Linked DNA regions of Homo sapiens: region 1 is linked to region 2. Evidence: chromatin loops called from intact Hi-C (ENCODE). Cell type or tissue: GM12878. All regions are shown on one strand.

Region 1 (8,000 bases), 290 kb after region 2:
ACATTTGATCCTCCCAGGGCCCTGCCAGGTTGTTTTGCATATGTGCATTTTAATTTCAAAAAGTCTTCCTTCCAAGCGTGTATGATGAAATGAGTAAATTGATTAATTGGCGTAACTTATTTTGCATGGATCCAACCTAATGTTCATGCAGGATAGAGAACATTTCCAGAATACAAATTTCCAAACTTATTAAGAAGCTTTTATTCATTTATTATTCGACAAATATGTATGATGCTCCCACTATGTGCAGAACACTACAGAGGGAATCTGTATTAGTTGTTTTATTTACTCCTCTAACAATCTTATTCAAGAGATATGATTATCCTCATTTCAGGAGAAAAATATTGAGGCTTAAAACAATGATGTGACTTGCTCATGGAGCCCCAACCTTAAGTGGCAGATCCAGGGCTCATTCAGTCCTGGTCTTGTGCCTTTCTACTATTTTCCGCTGTCCTGGAATGGGACTTGGTGCGGAGACGGGTCCTGAATTGTCTAGGCCTCTTGCACATATTCTGATACTTCCCGAGAGTGGGAAGGGCCTGAGGGGAGTGAAACAGATGAGGAAAGGGAGAAGACACCATCCTTCCCATTAACAATGCCAGGTGTGTGAGAGAACCCATCAGCCCTGCCCTTCCAAATGTGGTGCTTCCCATGGGCTGACTGCAGTTGACTTCGCTTCCCAGGACCCCACCATGACTCCTGCCGAGCTGCTACCCAGGGTCACGGCATTCCTTCCTGCCCTGAAGCATGGAGCCATAGCCCCAAAGCTGTTCTCTGGCCTTGAGGGTTTGTTTTCACTTTGGGATTTCCCTACTTCCATTTCTAGCTGTTCTCAAGGGCTCCTGCATCGATCAGTCAACAGGTGTTTCTTAAAACACCCATTCAGGGTGTGCTAGGATCCATACCAGGGACTGGGGAAACTATTATGAACAAAAACCTGCTTCTTGCCCTCAAGGACCTCACAGTCAGCTGGAGAGACAGACATTAATGAGAAATCCACCCTTAAAAAGATGAGATTACACATGGAGATAAGCGCTCTAAGGGAAGTGAAACATGTCCAGGGGAACTGCAACGAAGAACCTGAGTTGGCCTGGGCTGTCCAGCGCGAGCTGAAGGGCGAAGGGAGTCCACTGGGTGAGGGGTAGAGGGAGAGAGTGAGAACAGGGAAGAAGGCTCCCAGGTGGGAGGGAGCAGGGCACCCAGGGAACTGATAGATGTCACAAGGCTAGAGTGCAGAGAGCAAAGGAGAAGGGTGTGGAAAGTGCTGGGGCAGACAGGCCAGGCCTTCAAAGGTGGCTGCCGGGGTGGGGGGTGGGGGGGCGGGGAGGCGGGGGGTGGGGAGGCGGGGAGTGGGCAGTGTGTGTGATGTAATCAGCTTTGCAATTTGAAAAGCTCATGTCATCTGGATCCTGGGATGGAATGGAGGAGCTGGGAAGCAGGATGACATCGGAGGGGCTGATGAGCAGGATGGCAGCAGAGATGAAGGGAGGGGACAAATGCCAGGAACATGAGAGGTGAGGGAGAGATGCTGTCAAGGATGATTCCTGGGTCTGGGACTTTCAGACAGGTGGATCTTCCTTAGAATCTTAGTGCTGAGTGTGGTGGGCAAAAACTCTTTAAGTCTCCTTGACCTCCAAAATTTGGCCTTGAGGCTGGGCACAGTGGCTCATGCTGGTAATCCTAGCACTTTGGGAGGCCCAGGCGGGCAGATGACTTGAGGTCAGGAGTTCGAGACCAGCCGGGCCAACACAGTGAAACCTTGTCTCTACTAAAAATACAAAAAAAAATTAGTCGAGCTTGGTGGTGCATGCCTGTAGTCGCAGCTACTCCGGAGTCTGAGACAGGAGAATCACTTAAACCCGGGAGGTGGAGGTTGCAGTAAGCCAAGATTGTGCCACTGCACTCCAGCCTGGGCAATAGAGTGAGACTCCATCTCAAAAAAATACAAAAAAAAAAAACAAACTTTGGCCTTGGTACACTCCTGTGTGGTCCCAGCTATCCAGGAAGTATAGATTCTGGCAGGGATCAGAGCTGGTAGGATCCCTGAAGGCCACTGCACTGCCTGGAAGCTGAAATTGGTGAGATGTTACCTCGCGGGGTGGGCAGTGGCCTAGGCTCTGCCAATATGCAACGGACAGTGGCTTAATCAGGGTGTGGAGGCTCGGTCACGGTTCCAGCAGTCAGCTGACATAGAACACATGCTCAGCTGGTTGATTCAGATGAGGAAGGAGACTAAGGCCCCGGAGAGGATGTGGCTCGGCCGTGGTCTCCTTTCAGTTCCCCTTATTCCAGGTCTCTTTTCAGGGGATGCTCTCCTGGAACCCCTTTCATTAGCTCCTGTACAGCAAAAACAGACTTTTTAAGGCAGCGTTTCTTGTAGCCTGAGCATGTGCTGAAAGTACAGCCAGGAGAAAGAATCAGGAAGACGGGAGATGATGAGATGAGTGATAGGGACAGGAGCCAACACCCGACAGGCCTGTGCTTGTCTTGGGTCTGTTCCTGCCCCCGCCAGCATTAATGCCATAATGATGATGATTCAGGTGGCAGTGGCGATGTGGCTTTCCCTTATTGAGTATTGACTGTATTGGGCATTCTCTCTCCTCGCTACTCACAGTGGTCCATAGACCAGCAGTGTTGGCAGCACCCAGGAATTTAGAAATGCAGAATTCCAGGCTCCACTGAAGACCTGCTGGATCAGAATCTGCATTTTAAAGAGGGCCTCATGCTTCCCATGTATATGAAAGTTTCAGAAGCTCTGCTGTGTATTATGCCCCATGTGTGATCACGGGAGGAAGATTTTTTTTTTTTTTTGAGACAGCGTCTCATTCACTCTGTCGCTCAGGCTGGAGTGCAGTGGCACAATCTTGGCTTACTGCAACCTCCACCTCCCAGGTTGAAGCGATTCTCCTGCCTCAGCCTCCGGAGTAGCTGGGATTACAGGCGCCAGCCACCATACCTGGTTAATTTTTGTAATTTTAGTAGAGACAGGGTTTCGCCATGTTGGCCAGGCTGGTCGTGGACTCCTGATCTCAAGTGATCTGCCCACCTTGGCCTTCCAAAGTGCTGAGATTACAGGCATGAGCCACTGCACTCAGCCTGGAAGACTCTTATTATCCTCATTTTTCAGATGGGGAGACTGAAGCTTCAGAAAGGTTAAATTACTTACCCAAGATTATGCAACTGGTGAGAGACCGGATTAGGGTCAGCACAAAACCCCTCTCTACTCTGAGCATAGGGCCCCTTTTCAGGCCAGTGACTGCCCTCTGAGGTAAACCTGGCTACAGCCTGGTCATGGAGATTTGAGTTCATTTTAAAGAGAACTTGGGTGGCCTCTGGCTGAGTATAGCTCAGACTCGAAGGCGAGTGTTAGAAGCACCCTGGCCTCCCCTGCCCCCAAGTCCTGAGATGCACTAGGGTCATGTTCGGGCCTGTCAGGGCCACACTGGAAGGTCACAACCACCTGGCCCTGGCGGTGACCCTGGGCCTGGGCCAGGAGCAGTTGGGCTGCATAGGCCGTACTGAGAGAGCAGCTGACCCTCCCTGACTCACGACAAGTGCCGCATTCCGAGGCGGCCCGGCCAGGCTGGAAAGCGTGTGTGTCTGTGTGTGTGTGTGTGTGTGTGTGTGTGTGTGTGTGTGATCACTCAAGTGGGCATGCGCAGAGTCTGTCAGGGAGAAAATTCCAGAAAGAAGCCAGTTGGAAACTGCATAGGGAAAAATCGTTCTGTTTTGGGGAGCTTGGGGGGCTGGGAAATTAGGAAGGGGGTCACATTGAGAAATAACAGTAGTGGTGCAGCGGAGAGGGAGCTTGCCGGGGCATCAGGACCCCTGAAAAGCTCATCTCAGCTCCGGCCTTAAGTCACTCCACCCCCCAGGTCTCAGCTTTCTGCAAAATTTAAGTGCTGAACAAGTACTCAATGATCTCTGCAAAGCCTTTCAACCCTGATTTTCTAATATTCTAATGAATAAATAATTATCCGTAAAAGTAATTAAATGCCATGGAGGGTCCCAAGTAGGAAACGTTTGAGGTTCTAAAGCGGGCTGGGGAGAAAATGCAGTCGGAAGCCCCAAGTCCAGGTCCGAGAGCCAGCCCGGGGGTCCTCCACTCCCCGCCCTAGCCGCAGGGCTGACACAGTGGTTCCCAGCGCCACCGCGAGCCCCGGAGCCCCGCCGCGTCAGGGTCCGCCGGGACCGCCAGGCCGCCCCCAGGCCGCCACCTGATCGCGAGCAGGCGCCCCCTGCTGGGAGCCCGGGGCCTCACCGGGCAGAGCAACGAGGTCTGGGAGGAGGGGGAAGCCCTGGCCTGGGAACGGGGAGGCCCCGGACAGGCTGGAGGGGGCCCCCGCGAAAAAAGTGGGGAGCTGGCTGTGGTGGGAGAGAGGACGGAAAGGAAACAGGGAGGCAGAGCCAGACAAGATGGGTGAGACAGCCCTTAAAAGGCCGGTCACGAACAAAGCGCTGGCGAGTGCGCGCCCGCCCACGCGCACAGGTGCCCGCGACAAGACGCCCCGTCCCCGCCCACGCGGCCCCCGCGGGCTGAGCCCGGCGCCAGGCCCGCACCCACGGTGGCCCTCCTGCCTCCCTCCCCCTGGTGCTCCCGGGCCTAGCTAGCGGGAGTCGCTGTCACCAGGGACAGAACCACGGAGGACAGCGCTGTCCTGGGCGCCCGGGGTCAGCCCAAAACCAGTCCAGGACCCCCCTGTCACGAGGGAAGGGAGTGGCCTCCCGGGCTGAGGACCCGCGGCGTGAACACTGTGGCTGGCTTCCGCTTCACAGCCAGGAGATGAAGTCGGGGCTGTTTTTTCCGTTTCAGGCTCTTTGTCTCCCCCCACCCCAAGCTACCATGAGCCAGCCTTAGTGACCTTCCTGCAGTGGGCCCAGGCCCGATACGCTGTCGGTTCCCGACAAAGAAGCTCAGGGGCCCAGGTGGAAGGAGGGCTCACTTCCCCACCTCCAGCAAGAAGCTATGGGAGGCAGAATCAGCCAGCCCCGCAGCCTCCGGGGCGCTGGGCCTGGAAGGGGTGCCTGGAAAGGGTGGTGAGGACCTGGTGGGGAGTGCAGGGGGATGCCTGGGAGGAGCGCAGCTCCCCTCATGCTGGGGGCTTGGAGAAGCACAGGGAGAGGGCAAGGTCTCAATAGGGAAATTGAGACTTCCCTGCCAGGACCTGGAATCAGGGCCCAGTAGAGGAAATGAATCCTTAGGGAAGGAGAACCACACTAACATGTATTGAGCACCTACAGTATGCCAGGCCCCACAGTAGGCACTTAATGCTCACCATAACCTAATGATTTTAGAACATTTATCTACCTTGATTCAGTGGGAAAACAGGCCAGGAGAGGTTACAGAGGTCACACTGGAATCCAAACTCAAGTCTTCTAGATTAAAGGCTGAGCTCAGGGGCCTGAGCATGGGGCAGGGAGTGGAGGGACGGAGAATGAGATTAGTAATAGAATCATAATATTTGGACCTGCAGGCGGACCTTGGAAATCGCATCCAGCATCCTTATTTTCCAGATGAGGAAACTGAGTCTCGTAGAGAGGAAGTTGCTTCACCGGGGTCTTGTTCCAGTTGGCCCGGTACCCACCGCCCCCCAGTACATGCCCTTATGCCCAGAAGGCCTCTGCAAACACTCCCTTGCAGGGCCAGGGAGGCCGCTCAGGCTGGCCCTCTGGCCCAGGCCTTCCTGCACCCCCTCCTCCTTCCGCACCCCCTCTGCCTTCCTGCTCCTCCTTTGGGGAAGGAGGTCTCTTGACTGGGAGCAGCAGAATGGGGGTATTTTTAGTCCCCTTCTGTGTACCTGAGACAGAGTTGACAGGCCAGAAACCCAGCTCTGAATTTCCTCGTGTTCCCTCTTGCCTGGGCCTCAAGGCCTGCCCCTGCCCGAGTTCTTTCTCTGCCCTAGGCCCTGCTGGGTCCTCAGGGTCAGCACTGTGCCTGGCATGTGGTGGGCCATCATATTTAACACATGAACAGCTAAACGGCCAGAGGACCCCCATCCCCTGTGGCAGGGACCCCAGGCACAAGGTGGGGCCTGTGAGCCACTCCAGTAATTCTGCCGACCAACGAACTGGTCCCTTTGTTCTTCCCTCTCCACAGGCAAAGAACAGAAGGAGACCAACATCGAATCCATGAAAATGGAGGCAAGTGTTCCACCCCCAGGGGCTCTGTGGATCCTGATTCTAGAAGAAGGACACGGGTGGCGAGTGTGTGTGAGGGGGCGGAGGGTGGGCCCCTCCTCCTTCTTTACACATCCCTCTGTGGGAAGGAGAGGAAGTGGGCGTGGAGGTTGGAAGTCCCCCAACAAGGCAGCCGGCTCATCCCCCTCCAGAGGCCAGACGCCTCCCTTCGTGGCCTGTGGCCGTGTCCATGTGCCCCCCCACCCCCGCCACACATGCCCCTCGCTCCTCCAGCCCACACGGGGCCTGCCCAGCACTCCCAGGGGTGCCCTCTCTGGCCAGGAGCCAGTGTCCACATTGTGTTTGAGGCGAGTGCCTCCTTGGTGGGTCCGTCAGTGCCCACCCTAATGCCCTAATGTCTGTCTCTCTGTCCTAGGGCTCCCGGGGCCGGCTGCGGGGTGGCTTGGGCTGGGAGTCCAGCCTCCGTCAGCGGCCCATGCCGAGGCTCACCTTCCAGGCGGGGGACCCCTACTACATCAGCAAGCGCAAGCGGGACGAGTGGCTGGCACGCTGGAAAAGGGAGGTGAGGCGCCTTCTGGCCTGGGCCCCAGCCCGTCCTGCAGAACTGGAAAACCAGAAGTGATGGGCCTCAGTTTCCCCTTCAGGCTAACCCTTAGAACTTACTGGGAGCCTCTTAATCTCTAGTCATGATGACTGGTTCATCTGCTCCTTCAGCAGATGCTTATTGAACACTTACTGTATACCTGGCTGTGTACTAGACCCTGGGCGTATACGGTTCCTGCTCTCATGGAGTTGACATTCTGATGGGGGAGACAGGCAGAACATAAAGAAACAAGGGGCTGAAATAGAAGATAGCAGAGGCCTGCTTTAGTTGGGGTGGTCAAGACAGGCTTCTTGGAGGAGGTGGCATTTCAGTTAAGGTCTGAAGGAACCGAAGAGCTGGCTCTGTGAGGAGTGGGGTCAGGGAGAGTGTTCTAGGCAGAGGAAACAGCACCAGCAAGGCCTTGACTTGTTTGGCAAACTGTATGCCAGGGTGAAATGGCAAAGGAGAAAGGGCCAGATGCAGCCAGAGAGGCAGGCGGGGCTCCACACATCAGTTGGAGACCTGCAGAGTCTGCCCAAAAGCTGGCTTACTTCTGACAATACTGGGCAGCCATAGAAGGTTTCTGTGCACAGGAAGGATGTGATGTGGATTTGAGAGGCAGCAGTGGAGACAGAGAAGAGCTTTGGGGTGTATTTTGGAGCTAGAATAGCTAGGGCTTGCTGATGGACCGGCAGGGAGGGGAACTGGTGGACTCAAGGAGGACTCACAGGGGTCTGGCCTGAACACCTGGTGATGGTTGTGCCATTTGCTCAGATGGGAAGACCCAGGGGAGGATGAGTTTGGGACAGGTGGGAATTGAGGGCTCCGTGTGAGATGCCAGGTGCCTGGAGTCTGGGCTGTAGGGAAGTACGGGCGACAGAGGTGGGATTTGAGAGCAGAACCCTGGCATTTAAATCCATGGGAACTTAAGGGCTCAGCAAGGGGAGAAGGAGGAGAGACGAAGTCTCAGAACATGTCCATGAAAACCCCGACATTTCTGGGCCACATGGAGAGGAGGAGTGGCAGGCAGTAGGGACTGAGGGAGAAAGCAGTACAGAGCGGTGTCTGGGGAAGCACGGGGTTTTCCCAGAGGGTGGCTGCCCAGCCCTAGGGAAAGCTGAATTCACTGAGACATGCCCATGGCGTTGGACAACCTGGAAAGGAGCTGGTGACTTTATAGAGAAGCTTCTGTGGGGGTCGGGGAGGTGGGAACAGCCCGTGGAGGGCTTCAGCCATGCAGAGAGGTGAGAAAATGGAGGCTGAAAGACTGAGGAGGGAA
Region 2 (8,000 bases):
AGAAGTATAAATCTGGGAGTCAATGGCGTATATTTAAAATAGCCATGAGACTGGGTGATACCACTTACACCATGAAGAGAATGAGTGAAGATAGAGCAGGAAAAAGAGGAGTAAGAACTGACCCTTGAAGCTCTTCAATATGAGGACATCTGGGAGAAGAGGAAGATCCTGCCTCCAGTGAGGTGGGATGAAAGCCAGGAGAGTGTGTGTTCTGGAAAACAAGTGAAGAATGTGTTTTGAGGAGGAGGAAGTGATCAACTGTGTCAAATGCTGCCAACAGTCAAGTAAGGAATAAGAACTGACCCTTTGTCTAACAATGTGGAGATTGTCTGGAGAACAGTTTCTGTGGAGTGATGGGGGCAAAAACCGATTAAAGTAGGTTTAAGAAAGATGGAGACAGCTAGAATAGCTAAGTCTCCTAATGAATAAATGAATATCTATTTCTAACCCATTTTTTTTTCTTCTTTTTTTTTTTTTTTTTTTTTTTTTGAGACAGGAAACCACTCTATTGTCCATCTGGAGTGCAGTGGCGTGATCATGGATCACTACAGCCTTGACCTCCTGGGCTCAAGCAGTCCTCCCACCTCACCCTCCTGAGTAGCTGGGACTACAGTCGTGTGCCACCATTCCCAGATAATTTTTGTAGAGACAGTGTTTTGCTAGTTTTGCCCAGACTGGTCTCAGACTCCTGAGCTGAGCACAAGTGATCTGCCCACCTCTACCTTCCTGTGCTGGGATTACAGGCATAAGCCATGGAGCCCAGCCCTCCAACACCATTTCCTTTTTTTTTTTTTTTTTCCAGATGCAGTCTTGCTTTGTTGCCTAGGCTGGAATGCAGGGGCACGATCTCGGCTCACTGCAACCTCCCCTTCCCAGGTTCAAGTGATTCTCCTGCCTCAGCCTCCTGAGTAGCTGGGATTACAGGCGCCCGCCACCACGCTCGGCTGATTTTTGTATTTTTAGTAGAGACAGGGTTTCACCATGTTGGCCAGGCTGGTCTCAAACTCCTGACCTCAGGTGATCTGCCCGCCTCGGCCTTCCAAAGTGCTGGGATTACAGTCTGAGCCACCACGCCCGGCCACCATTTCTAATAGTAGTTCCTATTGGAATTTTAGAAGACTCATTAGTTGCACTTCACTTTTCCTCCCCACAAGATGACAGCCAGGAGTTAGGCAAATGGCAGTCTGTTTGAGAAAGTAGTTTTAATTGTGGGGAAACTGTGGACTTGCCAGTAGCCCCCGAATCAAATATACCCCCACCCAACTGCTGGCATTTCCAGCAGGGAGCAGATCCTGAACATTTATGGATCTGGGTGGAGAGGAGAATTCGTGCTCTCTGCGGAGTGTGCAGATCCCAAGAAAAAAGGGAGAGGAAGGGGTTGATCTAGGCATGTTCATTTCCTTCTCTAAAACCAACCAGTCTGATTAGGAGAGGAGTGAGTGAGGGTCAGAGAGTCCCTCTACCTGGAAATAAGAGAGTGGACAGTAACTAAATATTAATTTTTGTATTCAAACATGCAAGGTTATATCAGTCTTCTTCTTTGAGACGCTTGATAAATATTTGAGTAACCTTGCCATCAGTACTGTGGTGTTCCAGTGACTCTTGCTGCATAATAAGCAGCAAAAGTTAGTGACATTAAACACCAATCATTTGATTACACCTGCAGATTTGGATGGGGTAGAGGGTTGGCTTTTTTCTGCTCCATGCCATCTGGGGCCTTCGCTGGGGTGACTGAAATACCAGGGTTGGAGGATGTGGCTTGAGTGACTGGAGGGTTCTTCCCTCCTGTGTCTGAATGCCCTGGGATGGGGAAGGCCGGGATCTGCTGGAACAGACACTGGGGCCACCTATGTGTGTTCTCTTAATGTGGCTTGTGCTTCTCACCTCTTGGCCGCTGTGTCTTAAGAGACAGCATCCCTAGAGGAGGCATCCAGACAGCAGTTGTCCAGGAGAGCATGGCCGAGGCACAGGCCTTTCACCCCAGGCGGTGGGAGGAGTGCAGCCTCACTTCTGCTGCGTTCTGCCTTATGTGAAGAGTCACTGAGGCCAGCCCAGAATGAAGGGGAGGAGAACGGGACTCCACTCATGGTGCCGGTGATGGTTGTGGGAGGGTCACATTGCAAAGGTGCCTGTGTGGTGGAGACATTGTCGCAGTGATCTTCTACCCAGTATCTGTTTGGAAATTACACTCTGTCCCACATGGGATAAAGCCTTGTAATCAGAACAAGGGTTCCCACATAAGTGGTTAATTTAACCATAGTGATTATTATGTTTTCCTACTAAATTATACTTTTTGAAGGAAGACTTTATTAAAACAACTAACTATAATATTTACTAGGATTTTTATTACCATATTTAAATAGGTTAGTTTTTTTTAAGTAAAGTATTTTGGGTATATAATTGTGTGTGTTTTTTTTTAAATCACTATTAAATGGTCTTTAGCCTTAACCTTCCTTTTCCTTGATCTGGGCATACGTGCTTTTCTGATTCACTTTAAACCAAACTCCCTCCATGCCTGCGTACTTCCTTCCCTCCCTCCCAAGCTCCTATTAATTGTGTGGTAAAATATATGTAATATAACATTTACCATCTTAACCATTTTTAAGTGTATAGTTCAGTGGCATTAAGGACATTCACATTGTTGTGCGGCCATCACCAGCATCCATCTCCAGACCTTTTTCATTTTTCCCAACTGAAACTCTTCAACCTTTCTTTTCTTTTCCTCTTTTTTTTTTTTTTGAGACGGAGTCTCCCTGTGTCGCCAGGCTGGAGTGCAGTGGCGTGATCTTGGCTCACTGCAACCTCTACTTCCCAGGTTCAAGCGATTCTCCTGCTTCAGCCTCCCAAGTAGCTGGGACTACAGGCGCGTACCACCATGCCAGCTAATTTTTGTGTTTTTAGTAGAGATGCGGTTTCACCATGTTGGCCAGGATGGTCTCGATCTCTTGACCTCATGATCTGCCCACCGTGGCCTCCCAAAGTGCTGGGATTACAGGCGTCAGCCACCGCGCCCAGCCTTCATTCAGCCTTTCTTGATATGCAAGGAAGGCTCATAGCAAATATGCCTCCTTCTCTGCCTTCCATTCAGATCTCTGCTTCCTTGGTTTCACTTTACCAAGATAGATCTGATTCCCATCTAGTTACTCCTTGGCAGGAAGTCTCTCACTCTGTATGTCCATTGATACAAAATACGCCTGTACCACAGATACAGTTAGTAGAGGGCCTTCATGGAGGGTAGTTATGTAACTGACTGGTTGATAGTATGGAAATTTCACCTTTCTTCCCAGCAGATGGCAGAGTCCACCTCTGAACAAAGTTACTTATTGTGTTCTTCAAAATCTTCTATAAATGAGGAAGTATTTTGGATTTCTTTAACAATCTCTGTTAAATAAATATTGCTTTACTTAAAAAAATGTTGATGGACAGCTTATATATGTGCAGCATAGTTGTTTGGGCATTAGTGATAGCAAAAGTAAGCCATTCAGGGAGTCAGAGCAAATTTTCTCGTGACAGACCTGGATCAATTGAGATTGTTGACTTATCTTGGTCAGAAGCAGTGTTCAATTTCCATGTGACTGGTGTCCCTCTCCTCACATCTCTTGAATTATGAAAGATAATATGTATTCATGGGAAAAAGGTGTGCTTACTGAGCATGCTCCTGACCAGTTTTAAATAGCCACGTGTCATAATTAAACAATTAACTTTGTGCAAAGTACAAAACTAGACAATTTTTTTTTAACTTATAAGACAATATCCCCACTTGTGGCAAGCAAGAGCTAAGACATACACATGGAGAAATTAAAAACAGAATATACAAAATCAAGTCCTTTAACCCAATGGCCACCTCTTCTCAAAGAAACTGCTGAGGCTGGGTCTGCCATGCCCCCTGTCTCTGCTTCTATCAGTCAGTGTCCTTGTTTAAGCTGTCTGACCTCTTGTCTTGGGTGACACCAGCATTTTATCATGGTCTGTACTTCCTGCCTCAGCCCAGCTTTCTCATAAGTCAGTCCTCCACAGCTCACTTCCCTTTAGCACCGCTGGTCCTTGGCCAGCAAGCTGCCTTCACTTTCAACTGCTTCTCTGCACATTTCTTCCACCCCCTGTCTCCATTGAAATTTGGCTGTCCTGGAAGAACGCCACTTCCCTGCAACCCTTTCAGGTGGTTATTTATTCTCTCACATCCCATGCATTGACTATTAGGGTCAATTGACTATCGACTATTAGGGATTGACTATTAGGGTGACTGTTGACTATTAGGGATTGACTATTAGGGTGACCATGTAATTTATCATCAAAACCAGACCCACTTGAGTGTGAAAGGAGACACTATTAATTATGCAGGGACAACATGCATAAACTGTGATTATCTTGGACAAACCAGGACTTGTGCTTACTGTTTTAACTTTGTTTTTGCATTAAAAAATTACTACAAATTTAACTGCTTAAAATAGTGGAAACTTATTGTCTCCGTTTTTGTAAGTCAGAAGTCCAGGCTGTCTACTCCAGGTGTCACTGAGCTGAAATCGAAGTGTCAGTTGAGGCTGTAGTTATCACCTAGGGCTTAGAGGGCCTCCTGCTGGCTCCCTGTTCGCACAATTTGTTTAGTTGCACCTGTGGTGCTGAGGTCCCCATTTTCCTGCTGGCGGCCAGCTGAGGATGAGTCTCAGCTCCCAGAGGCTGCCTACAGTTTCTTTTCATGTGGCCCCCCATAGGCAGTTTGCAACACGAACATTTGCTTTCTTCTCGGCCAGCTAGAATGCATCTCTCTGATTTTCTTTCCTGCAACCAGCCAGAGAAATATGGCTTTTACGGGGTTCATGTGATTAGACCAGGCCCACCCAGTGTAATCTCCCTTTTGCCTTATAACATAATGTAATCGAAGGAATGATAGCTTATCATATTTATAGCTTCCACCCACACTCAAAGGGGAAGAGATCATACAAGGACAGGGTTCGCTGAAGGTAAACAGAATTCTGCCTACACTAGTCACCCTGATTATTTTTCTACCTGTTTTCCAATTAGCTACTTCTAGACTATTACGTCTTGAATCTCTTAGTTTTTTTAAAAAAAGTAATATTAGCAAACCAAATTTGGAAGAACATACAAAGGACTATACAACATGAGCAAGTGAGAATTACCCCTGAAATGCAAAAGTTGGTTTGCATGCAAAAATCAGTATAATATACCTTGTTAACAGACTAAAGGATGAAAAATAAGATCATCTCAATAAATATGAAAAAGGAATTTGACAAAACCCAAAATTCTGTCACGATAAAAAAAAAATGCAATAAACTGGGAATAGAAGAGAACTTTCTCAACCTGAAAAAGGACATCTATGAAAAACCCACAGTGGTCAGTCAGAGTGGCTCACACCTTTAATCCCTTCGAGAGACTCAGGAGGGAGAATCACTTGAAGCCAGGAATTCGAGACCAGCCTGAGCAACATAGTGAAACGCTATCTCTACCAAAATAATAACAATAATGAAAAAAAAATAGCTGGGCTTGGTGGTGTACACTTGTAGTCCTGCCTACTCAGGAGGCTGAGGTGGGAGGATCACTTGAGCCTGGGAGGTTGAGGCTGCAGTAAGTTATGATTGCATCACTGGCACTCCAGCCTGGGTGACAGAGTGAGACCCTGTCTCTTAAGAAAGAAAAACCCACAGTTAACATCATACTTAATAGTGAAAGACTGAAAGCTTTTCCCCTAAAACCAGGAAAAAGACAAGGATATCCACTCCTGCCATTTTTATTCAACATTGTACTGAAGGTCCTAGCCAGGGTACTTAAGCAAGAAAGCAAGCAAAATGCATCCATATTGAAAAGGAAGAAGTAAAACTACCTCTCTTCACAGATGACATGATCTTGTATATAGAAAATCCTAACACACACAAAAAACCATTATAGATAATAAATTTACCAAGTTTATAAGATACAAAATCAATACAAAAATATTAGATTGGTGCAAAAGTAATTGTGGTTTCCCCGTTACTTTTAATGGCAAAAACTGCAATTACTTTTGTACCAACCTACTTCAAAAAATGCAAAAATTAGTTATATTTCTCTATATTGACAATGAACAATCTGAAAATGAAATTAAGAAAACAGGTTCATTTACAGTAGCATCAAAAAGAACAAAATAGGATTATATTTAATCAAAGAAGTACTAAACTTGTGCACTAAAAAGTGGAAAACATGGCTGAAAGAAATAGGCCGAGTGTGGTGGCTCATGCCCATAATCCCAGCACTTTGGGAGGCTCAGGTGGGTGGGTCACTTGAGGTCAGGAGTTTGAAACCAGCCTGGCCAACATGGTGAAACCCCATCTCTATTAAAAATACAAAAAAAAAAAATTAGCCAGGTGTGGTGGCGCGTGCCTGTAGTCCCAGCTACTTGGGAGGCTGAGGCAGGAGAACTGCTTGAACCTGGAAGGTGGAGGTTGCAGTTAGCCAAGATCGCACCACTGTGCTCCATCGTGGGTGACAGAGAGAGACTCCATCTCAAAAAAAATAACAAAAAGAAGAAATTAAGACCTAAGGAAATAGACATGCTGTGTTCATGGGTTAGAAGACTTAACATTTAAAATGACAGTACTCCCCAATTCATCTACAGATTCAGTGCAGTCTCTATGAAAATCTCAACTGCTTTTCTGCATAACCCCATAAACTGATCCTAAAATTCATATAGAAATACAAGAGATCCAAAATGGTCAAAGCAGTCTTCAAAAAGAGAAGCAAATTTGGAGGCTGAGGCAGGTGGATCACAAGGTCAGGAGATCGAGACCATCCTGGCTAACACGGTGAAACCCCATCTCTACTAAAAATACAAAAAATTAGCCGGGCGTGGTAGCAGGTGCCTGTAGTCCCAGCTACTCAGGAGGCTGAGGTAGGAGAATGGCGTGAACCTGGGAGGCGGAGCTTGCAGTAAGCTGAGATCGCACGCACCACTGCACTCCAGCCTGCAGCCTGGGCGACAGAGTGAGACTCCGTCTCAAAAAAAGAAAAAAGAAAAAAAAAGAATAGCAAATTTGGAAGACTCACACTTCCTGATTTTAAGACTTACTTCAAAGCAATAGTAATCAAGACGGTGATACTGGCATGAAGATAGAATTGAGACTCCAGAAATAAACCCTTGTATTTGTTGTTGTCGATTTTTCAATGAGGGTGATGACCATCCAATGGAGGAAAGAATAGTCTTTTCAAAATATGGTGCTGAGACAACAACTGGATATTCACAGGCAAAAGAATGAATTTGGATCCCTGCCTTATACCATATGAAACACGAATTCAAAATGGATTATAGACCCCTTAATGTAAGAGCTACAACTATAAAACTCTTAGAAAAAGAGATTAGATGTAAGTCTTTATGACCTTGAGTTAGTGCCTTCTTAAATATACTACCAAAAGCTCAAGCAACAAAAGAAAAATAGACAAATTGGACTTCAACAAAATTAAAGATTTTGGTGCTTCAAAGGGTGCCATCAAGAAAGTAAAAAGATAACCCACTGAGTAGAAAATATTTACAAATCATGTATCTGATAAGGGACTTGTATCCAGAATTATAAAGAACTCTTAAAACTCAGCAACAACAAAAACAACACCCCAACTAACCCAGTTTTAAAATGGGTAAAGGGCAAAATAGAATGGTCGTTATCAGTTGGGAGGAGAAAATGGGAAATTATTGTTTCATCAGTATAGAGTTTCAGATTTGCACGATGAAAAAGTTATGGCAACGTGAACATACTTAACACTACTACTGTACTATACACTTAAAAATGGTTAAGGTGGTAAATTTTATGTTGTGTGATTTTACCAGTGAAATATGTAGATTAGGCTGGGCATGGTGGCTCATGCCTGTAATCCCAGCACTTCGGGAGGCTGAGGCAGATGGATTGCTTGACTCCAGGAGTTTGAGACCAGCCTGCCCAACACAGTGAAACCCCATCTCTACACAAAATACAAAAATTAGCCAGGTGTGGTGGTGGGTGCCTGTAATCCCAGCTACT

The links. A loop is a pair of places that touch in the nucleus more often than their neighbours do. Peaks named below come from ENCODE experiments on the same cell type or tissue, not always from the same donor. Only the 100,000 strongest peaks of a DNase experiment are listed, where the experiment ranks them.
Region 1: it touches region 2 in a loop (2.9-fold over the local background); 5 of 110 quality-filtered maps call a loop at or near these places.

What each region holds. Positions count from the first base shown.
Region 1 is chr2:25,273,641-25,281,640 of GRCh38, reverse strand. DNMT3A (DNA methyltransferase 3 alpha) reads left to right here. Exons shown (of 23, transcript NM_022552.5): 5 at 6,098-6,141; 6 at 6,554-6,700. Among named protein-coding and RNA genes, the nearest start is that of MIR1301, 51 kb to the left of the region's middle. RefSeq lists enhancers at 2,998-3,587, 3,588-4,177, 4,768-5,359, 5,983-6,202 and a silencer at 4,080-4,709. In GM12878, a CTCF peak has its summit at 4,241 (motif pointing left); a DNase peak (open chromatin) is centred at 2,270; H3K4me3 peaks cover 718 bases; H3K27ac peaks cover 6,773 bases.
Region 2 is chr2:25,562,896-25,570,895 of GRCh38, reverse strand. The region is part of intron 8 of DTNB (dystrobrevin beta); the gene reads left to right. Among named protein-coding and RNA genes, the nearest start is that of DTNB, 110 kb to the left of the region's middle. RefSeq lists cis regulatory regions at 6,337-6,348, 7,220-7,221 and enhancers at 6,276-6,420, 7,148-7,292. In GM12878, CTCF peaks have their summits at 3,277 (motif pointing right) and 4,574 (motif pointing left); DNase peaks (open chromatin) are centred at 3,295, 4,055, 6,685 and 6,968; H3K27ac peaks cover 1,203 bases.